Linked DNA regions of Homo sapiens: region 2 is linked to region 1. Evidence: chromatin contacts called from ENCODE Hi-C or POLR2A ChIA-PET data. All regions are on one chromosome and are shown on one strand. The core of a region is the stretch at or near the end of the contact, and the rest is flanking DNA. Distances in the headings are between cores, read along the strand shown.

Region 1 (6,191 bases), core at 2,611-5,110:
TCAGATTACTGAGGATAAAGCGGCCTCAGCACTGACACTGGATGTGCAGTACCTTCAAAACTATGAGGGAAAATGGGCCAGGCGTGGCAGCTGACGTCTGTAATCCCAGCACTTTGGGAGGCTAAACAGGAGGATAGCTCAAGTCCAGGAGTTCAAGACCAGCCTGGGAAATATATCTCTACAAAAATTGTTTTAAAAATAGTAAGGAGGCTGGGTGTGGTGGCTCACGCCTGTAACTCCAACACTTTGGGAGGCCAAGGTGGGCGTATCACTTGAGGTTAGGAGTTTGAGACCAGCCTGGCCAACATGGTGAAACCCTGTCTCTACTAAAAATACAAAAAAATTATCCGGATGTGGTGGCGCATGCCTGTAATCCCAGCTACTCAGGAGGCTGAGGCAGGAGAATCGCTTGAACCTGGGAGGCAGAAAGTTGCAGTGAGCCAAGATTGTGCCACTGCACTCTAGCTTGGGTGACAGAGTAAGACTGTCTCAAAAAAAAAAAAAATAGTAATGAAAGCTGTGAGGGAAAATGTTTTACATCTAGTCTTGTATACATGGCCTTAGTATCAATCAAGTGTGAAAGTAAAATATTTTCAAACATGCAAGGAATCAGTTCATCTTACACTCTTTTGAAGAAGGTACTTTGAAGGAGTACTTCAGCAGCATGAACAAAACCTTGAAAGAAGATGCCAGTGGGGCGGGAAGGCCTGGAGCAGCCAGCCAGTCTTAATTGGAGCAGATGCAACACATTACCCCAAAGCAAGAATACTCCATACTCTTCAAGTTCCTGTGGGCCAGGAATTCAGGAGAGGCTGAGCTGGGTTCTTGTGGCCCAGGGTCTCTGGCCTTACAGTCTAGGTTCCAGCCAGGCTGCAGTCACATGAAGGCTGACAGGCTGGAGAAACTGCTTCCATGGTGGTTGACTCATGTGACTGGCAAATTGGTCCCATCTAGTGGCAGGAGGCCCCAGTTCCTCACCTGATGGACTTGCCCATAGGCTGCTTGAGTGACCTCAGACATTATGACTGGCCACCTCCAGGGCAGGTGATCAAGAGAGATTCAGGCAGCAGCTCTCGTTTTTTGTGACTCAGCCGTGGAGATCATACAGCATCACTCCCACCACACTCTGTTTCTTACCGAGTCACAAAGCCTGGCCCACATTCAAGCAGGGGGACCATTGTAGACATGTTTGAAAGCCACCATAGGAGCCTAGTTTAGGGATACATTTTCTTCATTAACCAGCATGGAGGTTCTGGCTTTAAACCTGTAGAGAGGGAAGTAACCCCAGCACACAGCTAAGCTCTGCAGGAGCGGCGCTCATGGTCAGAATCACGTGCTGCTTTTTCAGATCAACCTAAAGACTAGACGGTTGTGATTACACCTGAATGCCAATTTACTTTGACAGCATTTATAAAAACAATCATTGACAGAAGAGGAACTCATACCTATCAACAATTTAGAATCCCCCTCATCAGAGTCTTTAATATAACACCAATTGAAACATTAAAAAAAGGTTACTACTTATCCTTTTTCCTGGCTTTCCTAGCTCATGCTATAACAAAACGGAAGATGATTTGGATGTTTTAAAATAGTAGTGGTTAAATTCAGTGAAAGAAAGCTGGGTCAGGGTTTCTTTCAGCTTGAGGGTGATCATTAACCCTAAAAACTTTTTTCTCTCCTTACAGGTGGGTGGAATTAAAGACAAAGTGCTGGCGGCACACAGAGCGGGACTGAAGCAAGTCATTATTCCTCGGAGAAATGAAAAAGACCTTGAGGGAATCCCAGGCAACGTACGACAGGATTTAAGTTTTGTCACAGCAAGCTGCCTGGATGAGGTTCTTAATGCAGCTTTTGATGGTGGCTTTACTGTCAAGACCAGACCTGGTCTGTTAAATAGCAAACTGTAGGTCCAAATCTCAATTTTTTAGAATTTTAAGTTATGAAGTGCTCAAAGGTACTGACACAGTTGATTTTATTCACACCATTAGGGGTATGCAAGATGTCCCTGTTTTATAAACATAATCACAACAGTAATAAACCTCAAGTAGTGGCTAGTGTTTAGTATAGAAATATAAGATGTTGATTTAGTAAACTGATAAAAATCGAATTCTTGTCTTTTTAGTGGGATCCTTACTGTCCCTGGAAAGATATAGCATAGTGGTTCTCAGCACAGTCTCCAGAACAGAAGCATCTGTAGTACCTGGTAACTTGTTAGAAATGTACATTCTCAGGCTCCACAGCAGGCCGCCTGAATCAAATCCTGGGAGGTGGGGACAGAAATCTGTGTTTTAAGAAGCCTTCCAGGTAATTCTGCTGCACACTCAAGTTCAGGAACCACCGGTATAGACCATTACCTTAGTGGATTTACCTGTAGAGTTTATTGGATCCTGAAACCAATCAATTACTTAGAACTAGGCAAAGATGAAAGTATAGCCAACTATTCTTGGCTATATATATATATTCAAGTGGGCCGGGCGTGATGGCTCACACCTGTAATTCCAGCACTTTGGGAGGTCGAGGTAGGCAGATCACCGAGCCCAAGAGTTCAAGACAATCCTGGCCAACGGCGAAACTCTGTCTCTACAAAAAATATACAGGCGTGTTAGCATGTGCCTGTAATCCCAGCTTCTTGGGAAGCTGAGGCACAAGAATTGCCTGAACCCAGGAGGTGGAGGTTGCAGTGAGCTGGGATCGCGCCATTGCACTCCAGCCTGGCTGACAGAGCGAGACTGTCTCTAAAAAAAAAAGACTCAAGTGGACCCTACAATGAAGCCTACACATCCCAATAGAAGCCCCTTCTTATGCTGAGGGAAGCAGCCCTCAGAACATGATAGCTTGTATCCAGCAGAGTGGCACGTGCTGGCACACCTCACAGAAGCACCCTGGCCCTGGATGCCTGCAACCTCAGAAGAGTGCAGCTCCCAGAGGGAGGCAGCCATCCATCTGGGATGGTCCTAAGCATGGAATCCTAACTCCTGATTCCGTCTCCTATTTCTTGCTTGGCTACGCCAGTTCCCAAATCTGGTAGATGTCCATGCCCATGTGCTCCTGCTGGGACTCAATTCAGGCTATGTATGACTATGAAGTCAGGCTCATCTGCTTACTGGCTGTGTGAACTTTTTGTATCTTGGTTTTCTTCATCCATGAAATCCAAGTAATACTACCTAATTGTTACTGTGGAGATTAAGTTCAAATGCAATGTATAGTAATATTAAGCAATTTCTAGTTATTATTCTAGCCAGTAATGGACTTCAGAATCTTTTATTACACAATATAAGAATATGTATGTAAAGACATTTTGGAATTTCCTGGATGAGAAGGAAGTCTGGGCTGGGCATGGTGGCTCACGCCTGTAACCCTAGCACTTTAGGAAATCGAGGCGAGTGGATCACTTAAGCTCAGGAGTTCAAGGCCAGCCTGGGCAACATGGCAAAACCCCATTTCTACAAAAAATACAAAAATTAGCTGGGCATGGTGGCACCCGCCTGTAGTCCAGCTACTTGAGGCTGAGATGGGAGGATGAGGGAGGTCGGGGCTGCAGTGAGCCAAGATCACGCCACTGCACTCCAGCACCCTGGGCGACAGAGTGAGACCCTGTCTCAAAAAAAAAAAAAAAAAAAAAGATTGGGCCAAAATACTGTGATAAAATAGCAGGCCTGCTGATAAAAGTTTATCTGAATGCATTGAGAGGAAAAGTCCAGACCTAGGACTAGTTATGGCAGTTGGAGAGAAAGAACATCGGGATGTTTGAAAATATGCCATTGACTATCTTAACTACTGTAATTTTATCATTTCCAACGTCATCTAACTGGGGACTAGAACAAACTGTGAATTCACTTTCAGCAACCAGAGGGCGCTAATCCACACCCACATCGCTCTGCCCTGTTCCACCCAGCAGGGGCAACAAGGATATAACTTGGGGTTCTCGGTATTCTTCCTTTAGTCCTGACACAGGCAGCCTTGCACTTTGTAGCAGCAGGAGGGCACTTGCTTTAAGCATATCTTTCGAAAGGCATCCATTGAGAGAATAATGCATTCTCCCCTTGCTGTGTATGACATGGAACAGTATGACCATTGCACTAGCTTTGTTTTTGGTTTGTTTTGTTTTTTTTTTAATTCCAGGGGTGGGAGGTTGGTTGGTTGAAGTCTAAGCTCTTCCTTTTTCACCTGGGTTTTTTTTTTTTGGGGGGGGTGGGGGGTTAGGGGTGGGGCGGGTGGGGAAGAGCCAAAATTTTAACCATTTTTAAGCATATAATTTGGGGGTATCAGTTACTGGATCTAAGCATGTCCACTCTACACGCTTTTTTTTTTTTTTTTTTTTTTTTTTTTTGAGATGGAGTCTTGCTCTGTTACCCAGGCTGCACTGCAGTGGCATGATCTCGGCTCACTGCAACCTCTGCCTCCCCAGTTCAAGCAATTCTCATGCCTCAGCCTCCCAAGTAGCTGGGACCACAGGTGTGTGCCACCACGCCCAGCTAATTTTTGTATTTTTTAGTAGAGACAGGGTTTCACCATGTTGGCCAGGCTGGTCTCAAACTCCCAACCTCAAATGATCCGGCCACCTTGGCCTCCCAAAATGCTGGCATTACAGGCGTGAGCCACCACACCCGGCTTACATGCATTTTTTATCACCACAAACTGAAACTCTGTACCCACTGAAAAAGAGCTCCAAATTCCACCCTCACCCCAGACCCTGGTAACCACTATTTCACTTTCTTTCTGAATTTCCCTTCATATGAGTGGGATCAAACAAGAGTTGTCCTTTTGTGTTTAGCATTCTTACTTAGCAAGCCATCAACTGCTCGAACAGTCACTGGGGCAACTACTTTTCGCCCAGTGTCCTCCAGAAAAGAAAGATCTGGAGGGTCAGGCCACTCTTTTTCTTCAAAATAATGGGGTGCAGAAGGGTAGGGATGAACCTCTTCCTCCTTTGCCACTTTAGCTTTAGCTCAAAGGAACTCCAACTTTTTATTATTTGCAACAGTTAGCTTTCTTTGTTTCACATCTCTGCCTTGCAGAACCATGACCTATCAAGGTGTTTTGTCAAACAAAAACTAATACTTTCCCTGGGAAAAAGCCATGTGGTAGCAAGTACCAGAAATTTTTATGGCCAAATAATACACCACTATATCCATAGACCGCATTTGGTTTATCCACTCATCTGCTGATTGTTTCCCCCTCTTGGGTATTATGAGTAATGCTATGAACATGGGTGTACACATCTCTCTTGAAGTCCCTTCTTAGGTCCTTTAGGGATACATATCCAGGAGCAGAACTACTAGATCACATATGCTAAGGTCTGAATGTCCCCCCACCAAATTCGTATGTTGAAGCAACCACCAACGTGATAGGTGAGGCTTTAGGAGGTGATTATGTCATGAGAGCTCCATCCTCATTAATGGATTTAGTGCCTTTATAAAGGGGCTCAAGGGAACCAATTACCTCCTTTTTGCCCTTCGATTCCCTTCCACCATATGAGGACACAGCAACAGGCCCCGTCCTAGAAGCTGAGACTGGGCCCTCAATAGATGATACCAGTCTGCCAGCACGCTGATCGTGGGCTTCTCAGTCTTCACAACTATGAGAAATAAATTCGTACTTTTAAATTACCCAGTCTCAGGTATTCTGTTACGGTTAACACAAATGACTAAGACAACAGGATAATTCTGTTTAACTTTTTGAGAACTGCCAAACTTTTCCACCGCAGCTGCACCATTTGACATTCCTTCCAGCAATGCACAAATGTTCCAGTTTCTCCACATCCTTGCCAGCACTCATTTTCTGGGTTTTTTATAATAGCCCTCCAAATGGGTGTGACGTATTTTGATTCTATGTCCCTAATGACTAGTGATGTTGAGCATTTTCTAGCATTGATTTTTAAGATGTTACCCAAAGACCCCTTGTATCAAAATAAGCTGGATTTTTTTATTGAAAATTATTAACTCTAGAAATTTTAGTTTAAACTAGACTTAGGGATATGTGTATTTTACCGGTATTCCACGTTTTATGCATGGGTTTTTAAAACTTCTCAAGTATTAAAACTAAAAGCTTTAGGTGCTTTGCTTATCAAGAAATCCTACACTGTCCACTGGAGACATCCATGTTTTTACTTGGCTCTGCCCCTTTAGTGGTCCCTGTGAACCTTACCTCAAACCATGCATCTGGGGCAGAGATCCTTACTTGCTTGGTGG
Region 2 (6,191 bases), core at 2,255-4,754, 81 kb after region 1:
CCATCTCAAAAAAAAAAAAATTAATTAATTAAAAAAATAAAATAAAACCAAGCTCCTCTGCTCAGCTTGTCAGAGCACTCATCTGTCTTATGAAATAAGTGTTGCCTGATTCTGGAATCACAAATAAAAGCCAATTAAGATCTTTAAACTAAACTTGTTGTAATTTTGTCTGTTGAAAGAGGTTTGCCATGGAATTAACAGAAGTCACCTTAAATTCAGGTCTTTTTCACACCTTGGACAAAACACACAGCTGAAGCAGGATGTCAGCTCACAAATGTTCATTTACTTCACTCCACAAAAATATACACTAGGCTGAGTCCTGGAGATTCAGCGCACACCTTCAAGGACCCTTTAGGAGAGTAGACAGATTTTGTGAATTAAAATGGCAATTAATAGGGCCTTCTCCCTATTAAATGTATTCATAACATTTTGCACCCAATTTAGGAGGCTCCTGGGCCACCCCTAAAGCCCATCCTTGGAAGGATTCATGAACTTTTTGCTCTAAGAGTCTAAGAACTTAGGACCACCGTGTTTCTTATCACTTCCATGGATCCTAGGGCAAGGGTGCTTCTTGGGAAGCCAGCAGCCAGGAGACTCCTCTTGCAAGAAGATCCTGGAACATCTCTTCTGTTCACAGAGATATTCCAAGTGGAACCAAAGACAAGTCGAGCACCTTTGTTTACAGCTGAAGAAACTGGAAACCCAGAAAGGGGAAGTTTCACACAAGGTCTACTTCCTCATCCACTTAGAGATCACAATAACAATAGTCACAATTGCTGCCTCAATGGAGTGCAGGGGAGTGGCAGTCACTCAAAGATCCTTCCAACACTCTGGCCTGGGCTTGATCATCCCTGTTCTCCAGAGTCAGAGAGGACGAGTGGCTTGTCAGGTCACACAGCAGGAAGTAGCCCAGCTTGGCACAGAACTCAGTTCTGTGGAACTTCAAAGCAGGATGCCAACAGTTAAGAGGGCTATAAAGGTGGCAGAGACACTGTCTTTGCCCTCATGAAGCTGGTAATCTTATTGGCTCTGGGGATGGGGCATTAATATGTAAAGAAGTTAACATAGGGGCAGTGGCTGATCCCTGTAATCCCAGCGCTTTGAGAGGCCAAAACAGGAGGATCACTTGAGGCCAGGAGTTCAAGACCAGTCTGGGCAACATAGCGAGGCCCTGTTCCCTACAAAAATAAACAAACAAATAAATAAAATAAAGAGTAAATAAAAAGTTAGCATATTTATTGAATGCTTATACCTGGCCTGGAGAGATGCTCCCCGGGATAGAGCCCTGAGTCCTGAATCCATGCTGCCGGATTTTGCATTCTCTTTGGCTCAGATGATAGTTGTTTTTGTTTTTTTGAGATGGAGTCTCACTCTGTTGCCCAGGCTGGAGTGCAGTGGCGCCATCTCGGCTCACTGCAACCTCCACCTCCCAGGTTCAAGTGCTTCTCATGCCTCAGACTCCCGAGTAGCTGGGATTACAGGCATGTGCCACCATGCCTGACTAATTTTTGCAGTTTTAGTAGAGACAGAGTTTTGCCATGTTGCCCAGGCTGGTCTCGAACTCCTGGCCTCAAGTGATCCACCCACCTCGGCCTCCCAAAGTGCTGGGATTACAGGTATGCGCCACCATGCCCGGCCTGAAATCACAGTTTTAATGCTGTGCACACTCAGGCTGCAGTTTGTAGAGTTCTGTCAGGCAGAGAGCAGGTGTCCTAGTTTCCTCAATTTTGCACCAACCAAGGGCCTCTGTGACTCCCACCTGGAGCCCTGCTTGTCTCCTCCAGCTTGCACATAAGAGGCAGCTGTGCTGAGTCTTTCTGCCTTGGTGGGGAGGTGAGAACTGCGCAGGGGGACAGGGAGCCTCTGCGGGGGTGGGAGGTCCTCTAATCAGCCTGCCATCAGTTATTGATCAGACCCCCGGGTCAGAACTTCTCCCTGGCCACGAGGCCTGGTTGACCTCTCCAGCCCGATCTGTTTCTCCACGGTCCTCCTTACCCCACTACCAATCCATATTTGCACCTGCCTGAACAGATACGCAGTTGCCGCCTTCCTTGCGTTGTCCACACAGCTCCCCTGCCTGGAAGGCCCTGGCCGTCCTGATCGCCGGGCAGTGAGTTCCTGTCCTTCCTTCACAGGCTGCTCACGCTCCAGTTCTGCGAGGCCCTCCCTGACCTCCAGCCTAACTTTGAGCCCTGCTGTTTTCAATGCCTCTGTTTCTGTCATTTCACTTGTCTTTCTCCTTCTTAGGGAGCCATATTCTTTCCTATGTCCCTGTCCTTTGCATGAGGCATAGTGTCCAGGACACACTCAAAAATACCAAAAAATGAAGGCACGCTCCTTCCCTTCTCTCCCTCTACACCCGGGCCTCATTTAATTATGCACAGACTCTGGGAGTTGGCAAGTATTCACTTCAATTCCTCACTTTACAGATGAGGAAACCAAGACCCAGAGAGAGGAAGTGACTTCCCCAAGGTCACAGGCTGTTGATAGAGTCCAGACTGAACCCAGGTTTCTTTCCTCCCTGTCTTGCACCCTATTCCCTTCCCCATGCCTCTCAGAGTAGCCTTTCTCTTGGGGAAATGATGATTTTATTTAGCCACAAGGACCCTGTGATTGGATTAGGTTGTCCTCAAGACAACAGAGGGGGCCTCCAAGAAAGACATCTTTAATGGTGGAGGAGGAAGGAAGTGTAGAATAAGAATTGCTACAAACTTTGGTTTCCTCCTGTGTAAAACTGGGAGCCTGACCCCTGTCCTGCAGCAGTGTTCTGAGGATATGTGTTGATGTAAGAGCCGAGGTTCTCATTCATGAAAAGCTTATATCACATGCTTCTCTTGCTGGCGGAATATCGCTTCTTCAGTCAAGAGCTTTTATAATCTGGCCCAAATTACCTTTCCAGACTCATCTTATCCTATTCTAGCCCAACAGCTCACACTCCAGCCACATCTGGCTCCTCCCCTGTCCTAACCATTTCCTACCCTTTCCTCCTCTGTACCTATTTCCTCAGCCTGGACTAGCCTTTCCTCTCAATCCAACTATTGCATCCCCGGTCCATTTCTGGGTCCAGTTCAAAGACCACCTCCTCTGAGAAGTCTTCCCTGATAGCCCTCCTTTCTGTGTCTCTGACGGTTTGCTCACTCTTCTCCTTAGGCATGGCTTGGTCATTTCCATTTGGATAAATGTTCCTCTTCCTTTTACCCTGTGGGTTTCTTGAGAGCAGAGATCCTGTGCTGTCAATATCTGTGTTTCCTGCAGCTCTTAGGCAGCTCTAGTACAGAGCAGTTGCCCCATCCTGTCTGTGGTAAGCAAGAAATAAAGGCTTCCTGGGACAGAGTCAATGTGAAGAAAGATAACACCAGGCAGAGCCTTCAGGTGAAGCAGGAACATGGCTTCCAAGAACACTAATCATTGGTTTTGCAGAGCAAACCCCTAGCTGGCTCCTTTGTGTGCCTATTTTGGCCCAACTTTCACGTCAGCACGTTTCCACCATCCCCAAGCTGGAACTTCCCTCTGCCTCTCCGTGACTGACCCTTGCCTCACCAGATGTTTATTTTGCCTCCCAGGCTGAGGAGTTTAGACACTGCTCTTGCAATAGGGGCCCCAGGCAGCTGTGTGACCTTGGCATGTTACTTTGCATCTCTGAGCCTTGGTGCACCTCCTCTGCAAAACAGCAATTTAAAATAGCACCTGACTCCTGGGTTGCTGTGTTAATTAGATGAGCCAAGACATGGGAGGTGCCTAGCCCAGTGCCTGACACGAAGTAAATACTCAATTAAAGATGGAAAAAACAAAAATAAACTCACTTAGTATGTGTTTCCCTCTGTGTTGCCAAAACCTGTTCCTGGACCCTTGCCACCCATCTTGCTGTTTGGCGAGTCTTGCTTGGGGCAGTTTCCAGCTGCCCCCTGCCGGGAGCACCCCTGATGGAAACCTGGGACCCAGGAAGGAGGAGGTGCTGACACGACTGTGAATCCACGGTCACCAAGCTGCCCCTTGCCCAGACTGTGGGTAAAACCTACATAAGTAACAGATCTACAAAGTATTAATTTTTTTTGTTTTGTTTTTTTGAGATGGAGTCTCACTCTGTCGCCCAGGCTGGAGTGCAGTCGTGTGATCTCTGCTCACTGCAACCTCCACCTCCTGGGTTTAAGCGATTCTCCTGCTTCAGCCTCCTGAGTAGCTGAGATTACAGGCACATGCCACCACGCCAGGCTAATTTTTGCATTTTTAGTAGAGACACAGTTTCACTATGTTGGCCAGGCTGGTCTCAAACTCCTGACCTCAAGTGATCCACCTGCCTCGGCCCCCCAAAGTGCTGGGATTACAGGCCGTAGCCACCGCGCCCGGCTTTTTTACTTTTTAAAGATCTAATGTCACAAATGGGAAGAATCCTGCCTTCTGGGAGGCCCTCATGTGTGCCTGGCCCGGAATCAGTCCCATCCAGCAAGGGCATTGATGAAAATTCTCAGGACATCTAACACAAAGTGGTGCTTCCTGGCACTTGTGGCTGCACCAGTACGAGGCTGATCTGCTGCTTGGCTCACCTCCCCAGAGCAGAGCTCCTTTCTGGCCCTCTCTAATCATGGCCCATTTCCAAGAAGAAAATGACAACAAAGTCCTAGGCAAAGCATTGGAGTCCTGGCCTTGGCTTTAACCTCCTGGGACTGATTGCATCCCTCTCTGGCTCTCCCACCTGGAGGGCAATTCCCGCCTGCAGTGGAAAGCAGTAGCTGTGTGCAAGTCTTAAAGTTCTCAGTGGCATATTTAGAAATAACAGAGGGAATTAGGTTTCATAAAACCATCTATTTAAGTGGCTCCAAATTAAGCCCCATTGTGATCTCTCTCTGTCTCTCTCTCTCTCTCTCTCTCTGGTTCCTTATATCCTGATTGTTCATGAGAGGCCCCATAGGACATGTGAGAACACCCCCTTTTTTTTTTTGAGACAGTCTCACTCTGTCGCCCAGGCTGGAGGGCAATGGCACAATCTCGGCTCACTGCAACCTCCACCTTCCAGGTTCAAGCAATTCTTATGCCTCAGCCTCCGGAGTAGCTGGGATTATAGGCGTGTGCCACCACGTCCAGCTAATTTTTTGTATTAGAAACCTTTTTTTTTTTTTTTTTTTTCTGATAAACCAGCAGAAAGGCATTAGTCCTGGTAACTAATCAAGTCAGGAATTGCCGAGAGGAGGGAGAAGGGGAGGTGCAGGGCCAAGGCTGGGACTATTAACACATTTGGATTTTTGGAGGAATAGTTTATTACTCCTCCTCCTCCAGCTCCTTCTATATTCAAGGGTTTTCAAGCGGGAAAAGTTGAGGTCTTGGCCTTGGGTGACTTTCATAGCCACATGACCTTAGCAATGGATTGGTTGATGCAGAACTTCTCATTGATGACTTTGTAAACCCTTGGTTAGCTCACTGCTGTCTTGCTGCTTCTCTGTGTCAGAATTAAGAAACTACTCTAGGTCTTTCAACAGTGGGAGTTTAACACAAGGAATTGCTTACATAGATAATGGAAGGATGAAAGGCTGAACGGGATAGTGAGGAACACAGCTTAGCACCAGCAGGAAGCTTCTTACTCCAAGGTTGAGGAGATGAAGCCCAGAAGCCAGTGTTGGTGGCAGCAGCTAGAACCATGGCAGGGCTGCCCGTGAGAGCTCGCCCCATGGAGGTGAGGGTTGTCTGGCAGGAGTCAGAGCCACAGAAGGGCTTGGAACCATAGATGATACACAGCCACTGTGGAAGATGCAGAGCAAGAGGGGGGAAATGGTTGATCCCCACATCTCACCCTACCGTACTCTGGTCTTGTACCATTTTCTCCCAACACACAAAGCTATGGAGAGCCACTTGACAAGGGAGCCTGGGAAACACAGCTTCCTGCAATATAGAGCAGAACATTGGAAAGGCAGGGAATAAGCTGGGAGCAAACAGTGGGCCATCTGTGTAACACAAGGCTGCTGGATGAAATGGCTGGGAAGTAAGAAAGCACTGCAGAGAGGAGCTGAGGGGGCCATGGCAGGCTGGATCCCATTGAAAGCCTTACAGCAGTGTTTCCCAAAGTGTGGGATGCACTGGGCCACCTGAGCTGGCAAAAAGACCAGGCAGAGCATGAAGGAACAGTGTATCAGTAAGAAAGCTAGTCTATTTTCAATTCTCTTTCCCATCATCTGACGACATTAAGGAGAAAGTCTCTA

The links. Hi-C counts contacts between places; a loop is a spot of excess contacts on that map. ChIA-PET counts read pairs that join two places held with the same protein, here RNA polymerase II (POLR2A). Pooled maps may share reads with other maps.
Region 2: a loop to region 1 is called in a map of HepG2, with 16 times the contacts of the local background. The contact joins two enhancer-like sites. A Hi-C loop is called at or near these places in 5 of 168 maps with a recorded cell type or tissue (HepG2, K562, OCI-LY7 and 2 more), 4 of 37 single-sample maps with no recorded cell type and 11 of 50 pooled maps. POLR2A ChIA-PET finds 5 or more read pairs at or near these places in 13 of 52 experiments (AG04449, H1, HepG2 and 9 more).

Annotation. Positions count from the first base shown.
Region 1 is chr16:48,349,896-48,356,086 of GRCh38, forward strand. It overlaps LONP2 (lon peptidase 2, peroxisomal), which reads left to right. Exons shown (of 15, transcript NM_031490.5): 15 at 1,686-6,191. The coding sequence ends at 1,907. Among named protein-coding and RNA genes, the nearest start is that of SIAH1, 32 kb to the right of the region's middle. Within about 2 kb of position 3,861, at least 7 of the 41 ENCODE cell types and tissues checked have a DNase peak (open chromatin) inside an H3K27ac peak, as active enhancers do.
Region 2 is chr16:48,431,572-48,437,762 of GRCh38, forward strand. No RefSeq gene overlaps it. Among named protein-coding and RNA genes, the nearest start is that of SIAH1, 49 kb to the left of the region's middle. RefSeq lists enhancers at 516-1,060, 872-991. Within about 2 kb of position 3,505, at least 3 of the 41 ENCODE cell types and tissues checked have a DNase peak (open chromatin) inside an H3K27ac peak, as active enhancers do.